Regions from separate parts of the Homo sapiens genome. Here region 1 is linked to region 2. A link is an interaction called in ENCODE POLR2A ChIA-PET data of the cell type or tissue named here. Cell type or tissue: HCT116. All regions are shown on one strand. Region 1 holds the start of LOC102724081 (a long non-coding RNA gene). Region 2 holds the start of MIR4774 (microRNA 4774).

The links. Peaks named below come from ENCODE experiments on the same cell type or tissue, not always from the same donor. Only the 100,000 strongest peaks of a DNase experiment are listed, where the experiment ranks them.
Region 1: POLR2A ChIA-PET joins it to region 2 with 5 read pairs; 4 of 35 experiments call an interaction of 5 or more read pairs at or near these places.

What each region holds. Positions count from the first base shown.
Region 1 is chr2:168,481,064-168,486,063 of GRCh38, reverse strand. All of the region lies in intron 1 of CERS6 (ceramide synthase 6), which reads right to left. It overlaps LOC102724081 (a long non-coding RNA gene), which reads left to right and starts at 3,943. Exons shown (of 4, transcript XR_002959433.2): 1 at 3,943-5,000. In HCT116, no CTCF peak of the experiment used is centred here; no DNase peak of the experiment used is centred here.
Region 2 is chr2:168,581,502-168,586,501 of GRCh38, reverse strand. The region is part of intron 3 of CERS6 (ceramide synthase 6); the gene reads right to left. It overlaps MIR4774 (microRNA 4774), which reads right to left and starts at 3,559; the gene lies at 3,484-3,559. In HCT116, no CTCF peak of the experiment used is centred here; a DNase peak (open chromatin) is centred at 2,371; H3K27ac peaks cover 715 bases.

The DNA of each region.
Region 1 (5,000 bases), 100 kb after region 2:
CACAGCACACCTAATAAGCTAAGATCTAAAATACTAAAACAAAAAATGCTGGTGACAATGACAAGCAATGGAAACTCATGCACTGTTGGTGGAAATACAAAATGGTACAACCAGTTTGGAAAACAGTTTTGCAGTTTCTGATGAGACTAAACATACTCTTATTATATGATCTGGCAATCAAGCTGCATGATTGCCAAATCATGCTAGGTATTAACCCAAATGGTTTGAAAACTTATGTTCACAAAAACCTACACACAAACATTTATAGCAGCTTCATTCATAATTGCCAAAACTTGGACACAACCAAGACGTCCTTTAATAGGTGAATAAACTGTGACTTGTTTATCTATAAGGTGGAATATTACTCAGCCATACAAAATGAATTATCAATGGATGAAAAAACATGGGAGAACCTTAAATGCATATTGCTAAAGTGAAAGAAGGAAATCTGAAAAGGTTACACACTGTATGATTCCAACTAAATGAAATTCTGGAAAAGACAAAACCATAGATATGGTAAAAAGATCAGTAGTTCCAAAAGTTCAGTGTGGGGGGAGGCATAAAGGGATAAATAGATGGAGAACAGAAGGTTTTTAGGGCAGTAGAACTATTCTGATAGTGTAATGATGGATATACCTCACTATACATTTGCAAAACTCATGGAACGTACAACACAAAGAGTGAATACTTATGTAAACTATGAACTTTAGTTAATAATAATGTATCCATTTGGCTCATCAACTGCAACAAAAGTACACTAATAAAAGATGTTAATAAAAAAGAAAATGTGAGTGTAGGGGAGTAATGTGGAAACTCTGTACTTGCCATTCATGTTCCTGTAAACCTACAACTGATTAAAACAATAATCTATTAACTCTTCTTAAAAAAAAAAAAAAGCAAGGCAGTGTGTCACCTTTTGTGTTTTTGTATCTTACTTAAGGGTCAAGATTTTTAAATGGCACCAAAGGACATTTTCATTTTCTCCAATTTCATAAGCCTGAACTGTATTATGAGGCAAACAGCTGAAATAGAAAACCACCTAATGAGAGCCTGCCTACATTTTCTATGCCTTCTTTTCTCATTAACTTCCAATATGCCTAGTTATTCATTTGTTTATTTTCATAAAGAAGGTACATTCTGTTCCACTATGAGAGAATATGAAGCGTTATTTCAGTCCCCAGGGATTTACCTGTGGAAACAGCCCTCTTCACATCCCCTTAAAGCTGGACCCAGGGCAGCTTCCAATGAGTATTCACAAGGCTGAAAATACCAACATATCAGGACTTAAATGCTAAATGCCTCTAATGAGAAAAATTTGGAATGAAAAAGACACTAAAGCCCCTGTTCTAATCTGAAGGGAAAAAAACCCATACATACTTACGTTAAAACACAAGTGAGCATAAATTCTCCCTACAAAACACCATCAACAAGCAGTTCAGCATTTCCAGCTGTTAAACAGGAAGAGCACTCAGTTCAGGACACTTAATGATTATGTGTCTATGAAGGTACATGTCACCTTACCAGTGTGGTTACAGTAGACAGTTACTTTCTTCCCTCCTCAAGATTTGGAAAAAAAAAACAAAGCGAAGCACAGTGGCTCAACGCCTGTAATCCCAACACTTTGGGAGGCCAAGGCAAGTGGATCACCTGAGGTCGGGAGTTCGAGACCAGCCTGACCAACATGGAGAAACCCCGTCTCTACTAAAAATACAAAATTAGCCGGGCATGGAGGTGAATGCCTATAATCCCAGCTACTCGGGAGGCTGAGGCAGGAGAATTACTTGAACCCGGGAGGTGGAGGCTGTGGTAAGCTGAGATCACGCCATTGTCCTTTAGCCTGGGCAACAGGAGTGAAGCTCCGTCTCAAAAAAAAAAAAAAAAAAAAAAAAAAAAAAACAGAAAAAAGAAAAAGAAAAAGAAAAAAATAGGTACTAAAAACAACAGCATTTTTGTTGTATTCAGTGACATGTAGAACTTCCTCTTGATTGTGCTTTTAATAAGCACAGTCTACCTTTTAGCTTTGAACATACTGGTACAATATTTTGAATACACAGAGATATTCTATACCAGTAGTTCTCAAAGTGTGGTCCCTGGACTAGCAACATCAGCATAACCAGGGAACTTGTTAAAAATGCAATTCAAATCCAAATCTACTGATTCAGAAATTCTGGAGGTGGGACCCAGCCTTCTGGTCTCATGAGCTCTCCAGGTGACTCTGATGCCCAGTGAAATTTAAGAGCCACTGTTCGAGATGTTCATAAATATTTTCTCATTAAGTTCCAATACGCCTAGTTATTCATTTATTTTTACAAAGAAGGTGCATTCTATTCCACTGTGAGAGAATATGAAGCGTTACTTCAATCCCCAGGGATTCAAAGTTGACTGGACTAAATTTTTGGTGAAGTCTGGCTCCAGGGAGCTCCTCGTGCTCATAATATTAGAACAGCTAGTTAAGTATTTCATCTCTTGATCCCTGCTTCCCTACCATGCAAGGGCAGGACATTCAAGTCTTCCTTTAAGTCAGGAAAAAGACACATATTTGATGCCAACTCTGAACCAAGTCTGTTTTCTCGGTTAAAAACAAAAAATTCAAAGACTCCCTCTAGAAAGAGATTGGCCCTCCCTCAACCTCCCATTTTGCACAGAAGAAAGCTGAAACTCGGAATTTTGAGTAACCAGTAACCAGTATCCAGTCCAAGATGAGTCAACCAATAAGCACACAGAGCTTCCACTCTACACTCCAAGCAAAGTGCTATAAGCGTCTTCAGAAAAAAAAAAAATAGCTATGTAATCGTGGACGAGTTATTATACCTCCATGAGCCTAATCTCCACATCTATAAAAAAAGAAGTAAAAATAGTACCTACTTCACAGACTTTATGTGAGGATTAAATGAGATAGTCTATGTAAGGCTCTAAGAATAGTGAGTGGCAGTAGCACAGCTACAATAAATGTTAACCATAATCTTTGATACTGACACCACCACCACTACAGCTATTAAAACACTACTGCCATTATCAACTGGGCATTTTTAAACCTATTACTGTTTCTCTTTACTCCTGCCTTCAGACTTTTTATACTGTCCAGACTATCACATGCAAGAGACATGAACTCATTATCTTTTGGGCTATGATGGAATTTACAAGAGATTAAACCACCAGTACTTAAGAGATGGCTATTTTATTAGCAGCTATTCCAATCATTAGACACTTAGTTTTTATTTCGATTTAGAGATGAGCTCTTACAAAGATAAACCCAATAATTCTATCAAATGTACACAGCCTTCATCCTGCAGAGCTTCTAGAAATTCAAGGAAAACAAAAGGCTTAAAAATAAGCCTGCAAACTGAAAAACTGCCTTCAGCTCCGTGCCACTGCACTAATCAAAGATAATGTGAGTCCCCCAGTTGTATAAATGGAAAACAGAAACTTTTCTCTTAGCAAATCCTTCCAGATAGATGCCTGATTGCAGCCCTTTGAAGCTGACGCAGTTGAAATCAAATTTTTTGCATGAATTATGCACTACAGCAGAACAGAAGCAAGACCACTCATAATATGCCTCATTGTGTGAGAAAGCTGAAGGCACAACTTGTACTGTGCATTTTCTGGGAAGCCAACATTCCTGAACTAGGTGAGAGGCACATGGTGAGAGGTTACTTTAGCTTCTATGGCTACACAACCCACAAGAGCTAATGGCTTCAACAACTGCACAGACTCACTCACTTGTCTTTTAGTGGCTTTGTTCCACGAACTTCCAAGTCCATTGATCTAGTCCACCATAACTGATTTTAATCCAGCTAGTAAATGGGAAATTAGCATGCATTTAAATTCATTTCAATTAAATCAAGATAAACTCAAGAAAACCTATTTTAGTTTCTAAGGTCCACTAACCATCATCATTCAAGATTCATCCAAGTCCAAATTTAAAACCTCATTTAATTTTTTCCCTAAAAGACTATGATTCAAGTTTAAATGCCATAATTTATTTCAGCACTTGTGCTCTAACTACAAATTCTACAAATCAAAATTGTTCATATTTACTGGATTTATAAGGGTTCCATAACAGAACTGTTGAAAGTCTTTGAAAAATGTTTTTAAAGATTTCCTCTGAAGTTATTCAAAAATTCAACCTAAGCTTAAATTGCTGTTTTCTAAAGGGAAATAACTTCTAAACCAAAACTACTCCTAAATCAAATGTATTCATGCTGGTACTATTTCAAATTCATCAAGACACAAGAGGATAATAGATGTTCATATTTACATAGGAATGATTTCTTAGCTCAATAAGTAAACCCACATTTGGGAGAAACAACTGGTCTTTCAGCTAAGCCATGATTTCAACGTTATTCCTACTTACATAACAGATTAAGCATTTATTTCTCAATACTAAAGTCAAAAGAAACATTGGGCATTGAAGAGCTTTATGATATTCTAAAGGCCAGCTTCAGATCTGGAGCTAATGAAGACGGGTCAGGAATTACCCAGCAATTACTTTATTCACTCTATTCAGTGTTTACACCTAGAAGCCCCAATCAGCTGCAAATGATCCGACTTGACCAGGAAATCAGAAACTTTCTGAGCACAGGCAAAAAAAAGTTGCTCAGTTGCAAAGTCAGCTTGCGGCTGATGACCTGTAACTGTCCGTTTTTTTTTGAGACGGAGTCTCCCTCTGTTGCCCAGGCTGGAGTGCAGTGGCACAGTCTCAGCTCACTGCAAGCTCCGCCTCCAGGTTCACATCATTCTCCTGCCTCAGCCTCCAGAGTAGGTGGGACTACAGGTGCCAGCCACCACGCCTGACAAATTTTTTGTATTTTTAGTTGAGACGGGGTTACACCATGTTAGCCAGGATGGTCTCGATCTCCTGACTTCATGATCCGCCCACCTCAGCCTCCCAAAGTGTTGGGATTACAGGCGTGAGCCACTGCGCCCGGCCAGCCTGGCCAACTGTCCCTCTTTCAAACCACAAGCTCCTCAAGGATCCTCTGCAGATGCCTCTCTGCGAG
Region 2 (5,000 bases):
AAGGTACATAAGGAGGAAAAACAATAAAATGCACACCTCTTATATATACTTGGGCAAAATCTAATTTGCAATTATCTTCATTTCCACTGAAAATAACATGGCTTCCACCAAAAAAAAAATGAGGCATATTTTATACAAATGCTTTCAAAGGGTGTTTTATAATGGGCAAAGGAAAGAAACGTTGTTTTAGTACTGATTTTCTTTAATTGTAAATCAAAGTGTCATCTTCGACTATCTAAAAGACAGCACTACACATGGTAAGCTTCCTTTTTCCTTTTTTTTTTTTTTAAAGGTATCTTACCAGCCCCGGCAATATCACAAAACTCCATCTCTAAAAAAAAAATACAAAAATTAGCCAGGTGTGGTGGTGCAAGCCTGTAGTCCCAGCTAACTGGGAGGCTGAGATGGGAGGATCACTTGAGCCTGGGAGGTCAAGGCTGCAGTGAGCCGTGATTATGCCACTGTACTCCAGCTGGGGTGACAGAGTAAGACCCTGTCTCAAAAAACTAAAGTATCTTAACCTGCCATTAGCAAGGATGGCACTCAAGATAACGTATATTGCAGAATCTAAATGCCCTAGTTGTGCAACATTTCCCTCCCTAGTTGTGCAACATTTGAACTTAAAGAAATCAGGTTGAAATGATGCCCGGAAGGGGAAAGATGTCACACAGGGAGACGTGGCCCAAGATTTGTGAAGGACCAGCCCACCTATTTTTCTGATGGACTTCTACTCTGTCTTTATGAGCTTCTGGTTCTTCCTTCTGGCATATCCATGATCCACATTCTTCCCATTTATTTCAAACACTTTTCTTTTTTCCTCAAACCCTAGGGTCAGAATGTAATCATAACAATTAGAAAACTTCAGTGGTGCTAGGTAACATCTATGGAGCATCTGCCACACCACAGGCATGGTGAAAAGACCTTTCCCTATATGACCTGCCTTCCACCTATGTTGTACATGAAGAAAGGGAGTCTTACTGAGGCAGAATTGGCTTGGCCAACATCACACATCTGGTAAGCAGAAGGCTTTAGTTCAGATCTGTCTGACTTCGTAGCCTGAGCATTTAATCATTAGACCATACTTTTCAGGGAAGAGACAGGGATAGCAGAAGAACGTAGAACATGAGCTCCTTGGGGAATGACACCATGCCTTGTCCATCACTGTCTCCTGCACCTATTGCCCAGCATATGATATGTGCTTGATGAATACTGTTAGATGAATGAGTGAAGGAAGGAGGGTGACCAAGAATCTGGTCTTAAACTCATTCTATCTGGGCCCAGGCAGGTGCTGTTCATTCAGCAGCCTGTAAGCATGAATCTCCACTTCTATCAATGGCTGGGCCCCAGAGAATCAGTGAGTTGTGTGTTTCCTGACATGGGTCAAGGAACACAAACCATTTGCATGCTCAGTACCACTTCAACTGGAAGAATCAACCACCTGTTATAGCTCAGCAAATATGGAGTTGGCATTTCTTTTTGTTAAATCCTTAAGACAGGAGATGAAATCCTGCTAACTCTTTCTGCCATCTCTTTCAATGAGAGCTCAAAAATTGACAATGAGTGCAGCCATAAATCCAGAGATAATATTCACTTACATATTTTCTACTTCCTCCAACCATTTCACAGGAAACTAATCCAAGCCTTGCTCTTAACTACTTTGTGTCATAAAACAAAAAACAAACAAAAAACCCCACAATTTCTTGCAGCCATTTTTGTTTGTTGATGTCTAGAGTTAAAAAAGGAATTTGCCCCAAATTCTCCATATCAAGTTGCCAATGAGTACCTCTCAATTTCAGTGAAAGGATGCCTTGAAGTATGTGAATAGATTTTAATTCAAATAGTGTTATCAAACTCCAAGTAATTGGTGCCCCACTATTATCTGTTTTGACAGAGTCGTTGGGATAAACTGATGTTAGGGAAAAGGTCTACAGTGAAACAGGGAAATTGTGTAAAAATAAATTAGGGAATGTGTGGCCAAATTTAGTCTCAGTGAGACCCACAGAAGCTGTGTGTATGTGCACATACAGTTTGGTCATGGCTTACTAATCATGACAGCATTATGTCTGTCTTTCTCTCTCTCACACATATTACACAAACAGATTCCACTGTGAAGTTTTTCTATGTAGATAGATATTACTGAAAAACCAACAGCAAAAGGTTTGTTAATTTCCACAGAGGGGTATCACGCAAACAGCAAAAACATGGGAATTGAGAAACCTAAAAAACATTTTTCTTTTAAAGATACAGTTTCACTGCAGCTCACTGGCAGTATTCATTATGTCTGTGACTCAGCTATAAAAAAGGAATGAGCAATACCTGCATCTTTGGAGAAAGTTAATCTTAAAAGCAGCTTTGATTACTTAGGAAATTACTTAGGAAGCATAGGCATTAGGGCCAGTCACACACAGATCCTGACTCTCACTACCTATCGTGGGTAAACTGCTTAACCTTTTGAAAATTAGGGTAAAATCATCTACCCAATGAGAGTGTTGGAAGGATTAAATAAGATGACTAAGGAAGCGATCTTGGTACATTCTAAGTATTCAGTACATGTCAGTACATGTCAGATGCTGTCATGATGGCAAAAGGCCAGGTCATGATGGCAAAAGGCCATTACAATAATCGCCAAACAGAGAATATTCACAAGGCCTCGAAAAGCAGCCAGCACAGAGTCAGCATTCATTTTATTGAATGATAGAATGAATTCCATATCCATGGATGACAAATAATGATACATCAGAGCAGGAAGGCAAATAAAATTACAGGAATAAATGGACCCTGTAGCCTTTCAACTAACTACAAACTCCAGACAACCTAGTCCTCTAAAGGTCCTGCTTCATGCTCATTATCTTCTTCTCATAGTTCAAACAACCCTGACAATATTAAGGGATGGCATTTTAAAATTATTCTCTAAAAGCCTAATGACTGGTTTGGTCTAAGACCCAGGGAGGCCACCCAAGAGGCCTGAGCTCATAGCATGTGGTTAAACTGCAATCTACTCCTCAAATTCGAAAGAGAAAGCAAATGAAAAAGAAGCAAGGAAAGCTAAAAAGATTCTGTAGTTGGCTGAAAAATGATCTATAGTTAGGCTTTGCCCCTATCCAAATCAGAGTGGGGCTGTTTCTTGAATGTCAGAACTGAAGTGTCTTCTTCTCTCACACTTTTCTTAGCTCATTTCCCAATCACTTTCTTGGTGGAGTCTCTCTTTGCCAAAAGGACATGCCCGTCAATCAACACACACTACTTATTTGTACCTGTCTCGACGCCCTCCCCATCACTATCTATTCCTACACCACACTGTCATTAGTGCATATTTCTAAGGTTCAAAATTTTACAAGATTCTTGTCCTATAAGAGCGATTTTCTGCTTAACACTACCAAATTGATCAGTCTGTGCTGTGTATATCAACCATTCCCTCAAGCCAGCCAAATTTGATTAAATGTACATTTGTCTATGCATTATTTTGTAACTGCAAGCCTTGCCTATGTTGTTTTCTGGCACATGTTAGGCAATTGTCTGTTTGTCAGTTATTACCTACTACATACCAGACAACAATATAGGCTAATCTATAGCTTTCATGTCTTTCAAAGGCCATGCCCATCAAGGCCCCTCTATACCATAACTGTACACTGTGGGTGCTTGGGAAGGATGGCTATTTCACTGGCTCACTATGAAATCACCAGCTATTTCACTAGCTCACTGTGAATCCAGGCACCTAAAGCTGTTGTATGTATGCAATTTCAGTAAACTGCAGCAGTCAAATTTGGGAATTGCACTGGACACAAGGTCAAACTGACCTTGTTTAACTTCACATCAATATTAAAATAATGCATCACGTAAAATAAAGGTGTATGAAAATTCTAGTTTTCAAAATCCTGACTGACCACATTTGAAACCTTATGTTTGCATAGCACGCGTTTTTTTTTCAGTACTAGATGATAGTTATTAAATGATTTAAGGTCTTATTAATACTTCCTTTCCCAGACACAGCAGGCTAGGCTAGTCAGACAAACCCCTTGCTCTCTATTTAAAACAACTAAACTTCTCAACTTAAAAAATATCCTTAAAAGCATCAGAGGTGACAAGATAGTAAGAAGCTCTCAGGATAAAAATCTAAGGGAAACTAGGAACCCAGAGACCTAAGTAGAACACCACAGCTCCTTCTGGCCCAAAGGCATCTCCACCATGAGTTAATCTGGGTTTCTGTTTTGGCAGCCCCTGGAGGAAAGGGGGAAGAATCTAGGCCCAGTGCCTACCTAATGTGGAGGATATTATAGAAGACACTGCGCATATTAAGCTGGGACCCCAAGATATAACATCCATAGGATGAGTGTGTGCCATACATAAACCCTACCTCTACCCCCAATTCTGGGAAACTTCAGGGATGGTTGCCTTGACACTAAGCAGAAGAAGAGAAAAAGGGAAAGGAAAATAACACCATGAGAAGTTGTGGTAAGAGACCCACAACTGTGATCATGACCAAGGTGGTTACGGTCATGGGGAGTTAGCCCAGGTGGGCCTGGGAGTCATGGTAAGTCATGTGCTTGGTCTGGGGTGATCCTGGGCTGGGGTATCGTCCATGCCGGACAGGAGCATAAGCATAAACTCTCTGAGAGAATCATCATCTTCCTAGGCCTCAAGATTCTCCCTCCTTAATATTTCCTAAGAACAAAGAGTAGTACACAATTAAGCACACAAGGAAAAACAGGTTCCATGAATCAGAATCAGAAACACACCCGCAAATACTGGAACTGTCAAATACAGATTGTAAAACAACTATGCTTCCCCTATGTAAAAAAATAAAAGACCACATAAAAAGTATCTGCAAAGAACAGGAAACTATGAAAACTGAACAAGCAGGTTTTTAAAAGATGAAACAGAACTTTTATAAATAAAAATATATATTAACCAAACTAAAAACTAGAAGGAGAAGATAATAAACAGAAATAGTTAAAAGGGAATTAGTGATTTGAAAGATATGTCAGATGACATCTAACATA